2 separate regions of the Homo sapiens genome follow, and region 1 is linked to region 2. A link is a contact called in ENCODE Hi-C data. All regions are on one chromosome and are shown on one strand. Each heading gives the region's core, a stretch centred on a gene start or an enhancer-like site at or near the end of the contact. The rest is flanking DNA. Distances are from core to core; before and after follow the strand shown. Region 1 overlaps CDH1 (cadherin 1). Region 2 overlaps SMPD3 (sphingomyelin phosphodiesterase 3).

What was found. Hi-C counts contacts between places; a loop is a spot of excess contacts on that map. Pooled maps may share reads with other maps.
Region 1: a pooled map shows a loop between it and region 2 (3-fold over the local background). The contact joins two enhancer-like sites. A Hi-C loop is called at or near these places in 2 of 37 single-sample maps with no recorded cell type and 2 of 50 pooled maps.

What each region holds. Positions count from the first base shown.
Region 1 is chr16:68,777,104-68,781,084 of GRCh38, reverse strand. All of the region lies in intron 2 of CDH1 (cadherin 1), which reads right to left. Among named protein-coding and RNA genes, the nearest start is that of CDH1, 42 kb to the right of the region's middle. RefSeq lists enhancers at 1-60, 600-744, 746-1,347, 1,348-1,951 and a cis regulatory region at 672. Within about 2 kb of position 2,089, at least 11 of the 41 ENCODE cell types and tissues checked have a DNase peak (open chromatin) inside an H3K27ac peak, as active enhancers do.
Region 2 is chr16:68,367,125-68,370,992 of GRCh38, reverse strand. It overlaps SMPD3 (sphingomyelin phosphodiesterase 3), which reads left to right. Exons shown (of 9, transcript NM_018667.4): 3 at 1-134. Among named protein-coding and RNA genes, the nearest start is that of PRMT7, 58 kb to the right of the region's middle. RefSeq lists enhancers at 1,118-1,307, 2,272-2,471, 2,898-3,450, 3,451-3,868. Within about 2 kb of position 1,277, at least 2 of the 41 ENCODE cell types and tissues checked have a DNase peak (open chromatin) inside an H3K27ac peak, as active enhancers do.

The DNA of each region.
Region 1 (3,981 bases), core at 840-3,339, 410 kb before region 2:
GAACGGCTTGTCAGCCGACACTTTTTTCCCCACAGACTCAATTCATCTCTGGACTCCTGGACCATTGCAGTAGCTCCTTAATCTTCCCAATTCTGGCCCAGGTTGCTACGGCGTCTTCTCTACACAGTAGCCGCATTGAGCTTGCTACAACCTCGGTCAGGCCATGACAAGCCTCTGCTCTATGCAGAGCCCTCCAGAGACTCACTTTTCCCAGAATAAAAGCCCAGCTCTCTACAGTGAGGCCTCAGCTACTTCTGACTTTGTCACCAACTACCCTCATGTCACTTGCTCTGCTCAGCCAACACCCTGGAGGTAACTGTGGGCATGAAATCACGAGAATGAGGTGCAGTACTAGCCAGCTTTGAAGACGCATGAAGTTATGGGAGCGCCACTCCTGATTCATCAGCACTGTTCTCCTGGGGTTGACTCCAAGGCCCTTTAGCCAAAAACATACAATAAGGTAGTAAACGCTGTAGAGAAAACAATAGAACAGGTGCTGGGCATGGTGGCCGAAGCCCGTAATCCCAAGCACTTTGGGAGGTCGAGATGGGTAGATCACTTGAAATCAGCCTGGCCAACATGGCGAAACCCTATCTCTACTAAAAATACAAAAATTAGCCAGGTGTGGTGGTGCACACCTGTAATCCCAGCTACTTGGGAGGCTGAGGCAGGAGAGAATCACTTGAACCCAGGAGGTACAGGTTGCAGTGAGCCAAAATCATGCCACTGCACTCCAACCTGGGTGACAAAGGGAGACTCTGTCTCAAAATAAATAAACAAAAAATAATAAAATAAAATAAACAGGGAGGAAGGATAAGGAGGGAGTGCTGGAGGCAGTGGTGTGCCATGTCAAAGGCAATGAAGGTGACTTAGAGCAAAGGCAGTTTTAGCTGAGACCTAAGACTTGCTGGAAGGGAGGGAAGGAGGGAGGAAGGGAGCCACACGGTCCCCTTTGGAAGGACATTTCAGGCAGAGGGAAAAGCAAACACAACTTGGTTGGAAGCCAATCCAGGGTGGTGGCTGAGTAGAGCGAGTGACACAAGGGTAGTCAGTGACAAAGTCAGACGTAGCTGGAGCCTCATTGTAGAGAGCCGGGCTTTTATTCTGGGAGAAGTAAGGAGTGTCTTGGAGTTATCTGCAGATGAGAGGGTTTCAGCTGGGGATGGGGGGATTGGAAACAGCCAGACACTGTGGCCTCAGTTGCCTCCCTTTCATTCTCCAGCCTCCCTCCAACACCCCCAGCACTCATCTGTTGCCAGGCTGGAGTGCAGTGGTGTGATCTTGGCTCACTGTCACCTCCACCTCCCAGGTTCACGCAATTCTTCTCAGCCTCCCGAGTAGCTGGGACTACAGGCATGTGCCACCATGCCCAATTAATTTTTGTATTTTTAGTAGAGACGAGGTTTCATCATGTTGGCCAGGATGGTCTCGATCTCTTGACTTTGTGATCCTCCTGCCTGCTCGGCCTCCCAAAGTGCTGGGATTACAGGTGTGAGCCATCGTGCCCGGCCAACCCCTCAGTTACTGACCCTATCAGAAGCACCATGCAGAATTGCAGTTAATCTTCACAACAGCCTAGAAGGTAGGTACCGTGTTACTCCCATTTCACAGGTGAATAAAGCAATACTCACAGTGGTAAGGGATTTGCCCAAGGCCACGTAGCTATAACAGCACACAGCAGAGCTGGGAATTGAACTCAGGCCTGCCGGACCCCAAAGCCCATCACCTTAACTTCCACCTAGCCCTGCCTCCCTGGAGGATGTGCCTCTTTGCCCCTCTGTGCAGGGAGTAAAGAGGCAGAGAGAGGCAAAGTCACCAAAGGAGGGTGGCAGCTTACAGATGGGAGCAGTTTTCCCAGGACAAGCCACTGGGGCATCTCAGTCAAGCCCGCACTGCAGGTGGAAGGCTAAAAGTGCTGATGAGGCAGGCGGTGTTGATGTCTGACCAGGCCCATTTAGAGCAGGCCTTCAGGGATTTCAGCAGCACAGGAACTGGCTCTGAGCACTGTAAATAAGTTGACTCAACACCTTGGCAGGTGATAGGGCTTTTTGGCCCTGACAAAACCTGAAAGGCCACCTGGCTGTTCCCAAAGGCCTTAATTTGCTTAAATAATGGCAAAACCTCTGGTGTGAATTCCCAGAGAACTTCCTGCCTTCTGACATGAGAGGGCACACACCAAGGGAGCCAGGAAGAGAAAAACCTCTCTCCCCCTCAATCAATTCCATAGGAAAACTGCTTATTAACTAAATCAGGAGGCAGAGGCTTGCCGTTCATACCAGCGTTAAATACTCTTTCCCTTCTCATTGTGACTGCACCGTTTCTGCTGACAGGGCAGGAGTTCAGACCAGTCAGGCTACTGCTTTCTCTTTTAAACACCCTTTTAAGCCATTAGCTTAGGCTCATCTGGAAAACCGGCCTGCCTGCCTGCCTTCTGATTACACACACAATATATTCAGCTTATCTCAGGTGTCCATTTCCTTCAGCAGGTAGGGAGCTGTGGTTTCCCAGAAGCATTTCTGTTTCTGGGAAGGCTGCAAACCAAGGCTCTACACATAGGGCAGGACCACGTGGAATCACTGGGGCTCACAATTGTTTACTAAAAGCTCAGGACTGGAGCTCTACTTACTAATCTGAACAAGAGCTGTTTCACTAATGATGATTTGTTCCCTGTTGGCATTTCAAAAAATATTGAGATATCATTAACACAACACAAAATTCACCAATTTAAAGTGTACAATTGGTCGGGCACGGTGGCTCACACCTGTAATCCCAGCATTTTGGGAGGCCAAGGCAGGCGGATCACAAGGTCAGGAATTCGAGACCAGCCTGGCCAATATGGTGAAACCCCGTCTGTACTAAAAATACAAAAATTAGCTGGACATGGTGGCAGGTGCCTGTAGCCCCAACTACTTGGGAAGCTAAGGCAGGAGAATTGCTTGAACCCGGGAGGTGGAGGTTGCAGGGGACTGAGATTGCACCACTGCACTCCAGCCTGGGCAACAGAGCGAGATTCCGTCTCAAAAATAAATAAATAAATAAAGTGTCCAATTTCTGGCCAGGCATGGTGGCTCATGCCTGTAATCCTAGCACTTTGGAAGGCCAAGGCAGGTGGATCACCTGAGGTCAGGAGTTTGAGACCAGTCTGGCCAACATGGCAAAACCCCATCTCTACTAAAAATACAAAAGTTAGCTGGGCGTGGTGGTGTGCGCCTGTAGTCCCTGCTACTTGGGAGGCTGAGGCAGGAGAATCGCTTGAACCTGGGAGGCAAAGGTTGCAGTGAGCTGAAATTGTGCCACTGCACTCCAGCCTGGGCAACAGAGTGAGACCCCATCTCAAAAATAATGATAAAAATAAAAAATTTAAAAATACAAAAATTAGCCAGGTGTGGTGGTGCATGCCTATAGTCAAGCCACTCAGGAGGCTGAGATGGGAGGATGGCTTGAGCCTGGGAGGTCGAGGCTGCAATAAGCCGTGGTTGCACCACCACTGCACTCCAGCTTGGGTGACAGAATCAGACCCCCTTCTCAAAAAAAAAAAAAAAAAAAAAAAGGAAACATTACCTTTTCTAGAACACTACCACCCCACAAACACTGCTTTTGAAGGCAGTCTTGGCTAAAGCCTTTGGTGGCAGAGATAATATTAGCAGCTAATGCTCTAGAGCACACTGCATGCCAGGCTTATATTAGTCATTTATTTTCATAATAATAGTATGAATTAGGTACTATTATTGTCTCCATTTGACAAATGAGAAAACTGAGGCATATGAGGGTTGAGTAACTTGCCCAAGGTCACATAACTTACAAGTTACTGGTGTGAACCTGGAATTCGAGCAAGCACAGGCCGTCTGGCCCCAGAGCCCGTGGCTCTTGACCACTATGCTTTCATGAAGGGTTTTCTGCCTATGAGGCTTGAGAAAGACTGAAGGAAGCACCATGCCAACACACCTGAACACACACTAAATGAACCTGGGGGGACTGTGG
Region 2 (3,868 bases), core at 28-2,527:
GCTGCAGCTTCAAGTGTCTCAACAGCGGCCTCCTCTTTGCCAGCCGCTACCCCATCATGGACGTGGCCTATCACTGTTACCCCAACAAGTGTAACGACGATGCCCTGGCCTCTAAGGGAGCTCTGTTTCTCAAGGTAGGAGACCTCGGCCCAGCCTGAGGACCACGTGCCAGCTGGTCCTAGAGCCATGTAGGCAGGGGGGCTGCAGCGGGGAGTCCTCATCGTCATGGGGGCTGGAGTGGGAGGTTGGAGTGGGAGGCAGACGCGGTCTTTCCTGGAGCCAAACAGCAGGGCCCTGGCTCGGGGACAGGGTCAAGACCAATGCAGGGATGAGCACCGAGGCTCTGGGCTCAGACAGACCCATCTGGGTGATCTGGGCCCGTTCCTCAGATCTCTGAGCCACCATTTCCCCAACTGTAAAGTGGAGAGAGGGTGGGAGTGGAACAGAGCAGTAAGGCCTGGGAAGGGTTCCGAGCTGGCGCAAGAGTGGCGGTGGTAGCCGTGGAGATGGTGGCAGTGATAAAGTGAGGAAGAACAGGAGGTAGGGGCCCTGTCGGTTCATAACGAGGCAGAGAGACCAGCCCAGACCAAGCGCATCAGGCAAGCAGACGGGACCCTCAGGTCTCCAGGCCGTGACACCGCCTGGCTCACTGAGGCCACTAGCTTCCCTGGCCTGGACACCCCTCCCTCCTGGCTGTCGTGCAGCTGCCCTGCCAGGCTGTCTGCCCACCAGCCATGGTTTCGCTTCCATAGTCACTAATTAAAGTGAATCATAATTATTTCTGCTAATTTGGATTCGATTGGAGGAGTTTTTAGGCTGTGGTAATTTGGTCATTACACATTATCTTCTACTGCGCCTGAGATGCTCAGAGTGTCGACTTTTGTTCTCTATCCAAAAGCCGCTCATGGTGCTTCCACGGTTTTCTGAAGTGTCATTTGGCCAGTGGATGCAGCACAGGGCTTTCTGCCCTGAGAGGCAGCAGCTGTTTCAGATGTGGGTTCTGTCCCTTTAGGGTGAGACATGAAAAAGTGGTGGCTTTGCAGGGAGGGCTGCGGTTCAGAGGCCTGCCTAGGGCAGGTTTCCTCACTTCCCAGTTCGCCTTCAGAAGCAACCACACTCCGCCTGCCCAGGGAAACACTGGTGCGCAACCTGGCGCCTGCCATGAGTGGCAGAGCTTGTCTTCAAGCCCTATGGGAGCCAGGGCAGGCAGCAAGGGCCCTGGCCCCCACTTCTGGTTCGTCCATGGCTCTTGTGTGGCTCTGCCAGGCCCAGAGTTTGGGTCCTCTGCTCTTCATTCACAGCAAGGGATGCTGAAATTGAAGCAACTCCTGACAGATAGATCCAACCTTCCCATTTTGGCATATGGTCCGTTGGTGTTCTGTTCCCTGGATATATTTTTGTCTCGACAGCTAGAGTGACTTTCTGGGGAGGAAGGGGATGTGTTGCCAGGTCCAGGGTGGGAGGATGTGCCCCTTACTCCCACCCCTCACTCCCACCCTACTACAGGTGGCTCAGAGGCCGGGCCCTCCCCCGCCCCCTACCCCAGCCCACTTCTGCACAGATCAATCCACACATCCTGTCCCCACCTCCCTCCTCTGTGGGGCACCCTCACTGTTCCCACTGAGCTCAACAGTGTCTGCCTGGGACAGCCCCTCCTCCCAGGTTCTGTCCTGAAAGTTCTTTTCATCTTCCTCTACCTCCTGGGTCTCAAACTGTAACCTGATCTATGACATTCAAAAATTTTTTGTATTGACCAATTTTTTTTTTTTTTTTTTGAGACGGAGTTTCACTCTTGTTGTCCAGGCTGGAGTGCAGTGGCACGATCTCGGCTCACCACAACCTCTGCCTCCCGGGTTCAAGCAATTCTCCTGCCATGGCCTCCCAAGTAGCTGGGATTACAGACATGCACCACCACGCCTGGCTAATTTTTTATTTTTAGTAGAGACGGAGTTTCACCGTGTTGGTCAGGGTGATCTCAAACTCCCGACCTCAGGTGATCTGCCCACCTCGGCCTCCCAAAGTGCTGGAATTACAGGCGTGAGCCACCATACCCAGCCTTGACCAATATGTTAAAATCAAGATATTTCACAGAAAACCCGGTTTGCAGGTTCTCTCAGCAGCCCCAGGCCTGCCACATTCCGTACCCCACGCGGCTGCAGTGAGCTGGAGCCGTGGTTGGCTGCCCCGCAGTGGGGTTTCCCAGCAACCATCATGACACCTGCCTGGGAGTGAGACTCTGCAGCTTCCATTTCTGCCCTTTCTGAGGCCCCTCTGCTTTGTCCTGGCCCAGACCTCTCCCCCCAGCCCTACATCTGGCTGCCTCCAGGACACATCCCCATTCACTCGCAAACCAGACTCAGCCTCTGCCCCGGGCTGCTCCTCTTCTGTGTTCTGCCATCCTGAAGCCAGAAGGACCACCTTGGCTGCTCTGTCCTGTGCCCGACCCATCCATTCCAGGCCCCTAGCTCACTTTCCAGATGGCCCTGGGTGCACCCCACATCTCCAGCTCCCTTGGCCCAGGCCCCCTCCTCTGCATCAGCCCTGCTGTGGTTTCAGCCACCCTCCTCGTCTGAGGCCAGGTGTGACTCCTCTTATGCCCTCCACTGCCTCAGGAAGTCTGAACGTCACCTTGTACCACCTCCCGCCCCCCTGCCCCCGCCACCCTTAGCTCCAGCTCTGCCCCAGCCACAACCCCGATGAGGGGCTCCTGTACCCCTGGCCCCTGCTTGTCTTGGTCCCACACTGGGTGTGGCCACACCACCTCATGGAGCTCCCTCAGCGGCCAGCCACACAATCCTCTCTTCCCTTCATGGGCTCCTCTGCCCTCGTGCCCAGGGTCTTGTCTGTCCATCAGACAGAGCACCAGGACAGCAGAGCTGTGGTGTGCCCAGCACACGCGGATCCCAGCGCGGAGAAGTGAAGTACGTGGGGCTGCCTTGGGGACAGGCCCAGCCGGAGAGGGGCCGGGACGCTGGAGGGACTCGCTGCAGAAATCAGCGGTCCCCTCCTTCCCGGAAGGCCCTCATGGTTTCCCGTATGGGACTTCAGAGCCTTCAGGGAAATGTGGCTCTGTGAAGGAAGGGACTGGAATCCCTTTTTCCTCACCTACAATAGAGCCTTATTCTGGACACCTCTTCCGTTGACAGTCTTTGCCCGCCAGGACTCAAAGGCACAGCCTTTCGTGTGATTGCTTGTTTTTGCAAGAGAAACACAAGGCTCTGCGGCTCCCAAGGCCACGAGCCAGGAATCAATGAGGCCCAGCAAATAATCAAGTGGATCTTGGTGAGATCACACGGCAGATGAGGAGGGAGAAGCGGGGCGGGAGGGAGCAGGACCTCGTCACTCCTCCGGCCAGTGGGTTCTTGTCGTGCAGGGCCCAGTCTGAGGCCTCCCTGCGAGTGTCCAACCCTGTCCGGGACACAGCGCGGGGCAGGTGACACCAAGTGTTGGATGAGTGAGAGGCTGACGCCTTAAGACCAACAAACAGGCGGCCGGGGAGAAACCGCAAAGACACCAGCCCCTCAGAAAGCAGCGCAGAGCAGCGCACAGCAGCGCACGACAAACAGATCCGACTGGAAGCTGCCTCTTAGACCATGTGAGCCTGTGACCCCGGCCCACAACTCAACTTCTGGCCTCAGTGTGTTCAACGGTAAAAGCAGCATCACTTTATCATGTGCCTGAGCCGTTGTAAGGACCCAGAAAAGTAATGTCCATGCGTCGCCACCCCACCCCAGCACGAGCCCACTGGGCCTGAGATGATCCTCATGGAGGAGGAGCAGTTGTTGCCTGAAGACGGCGCCCCCGTGTGGTCTTTTATTTATTTTGAGACAGTCTCATTCTGTCGCCCAGGCCAGAGTGGTGCAATGGG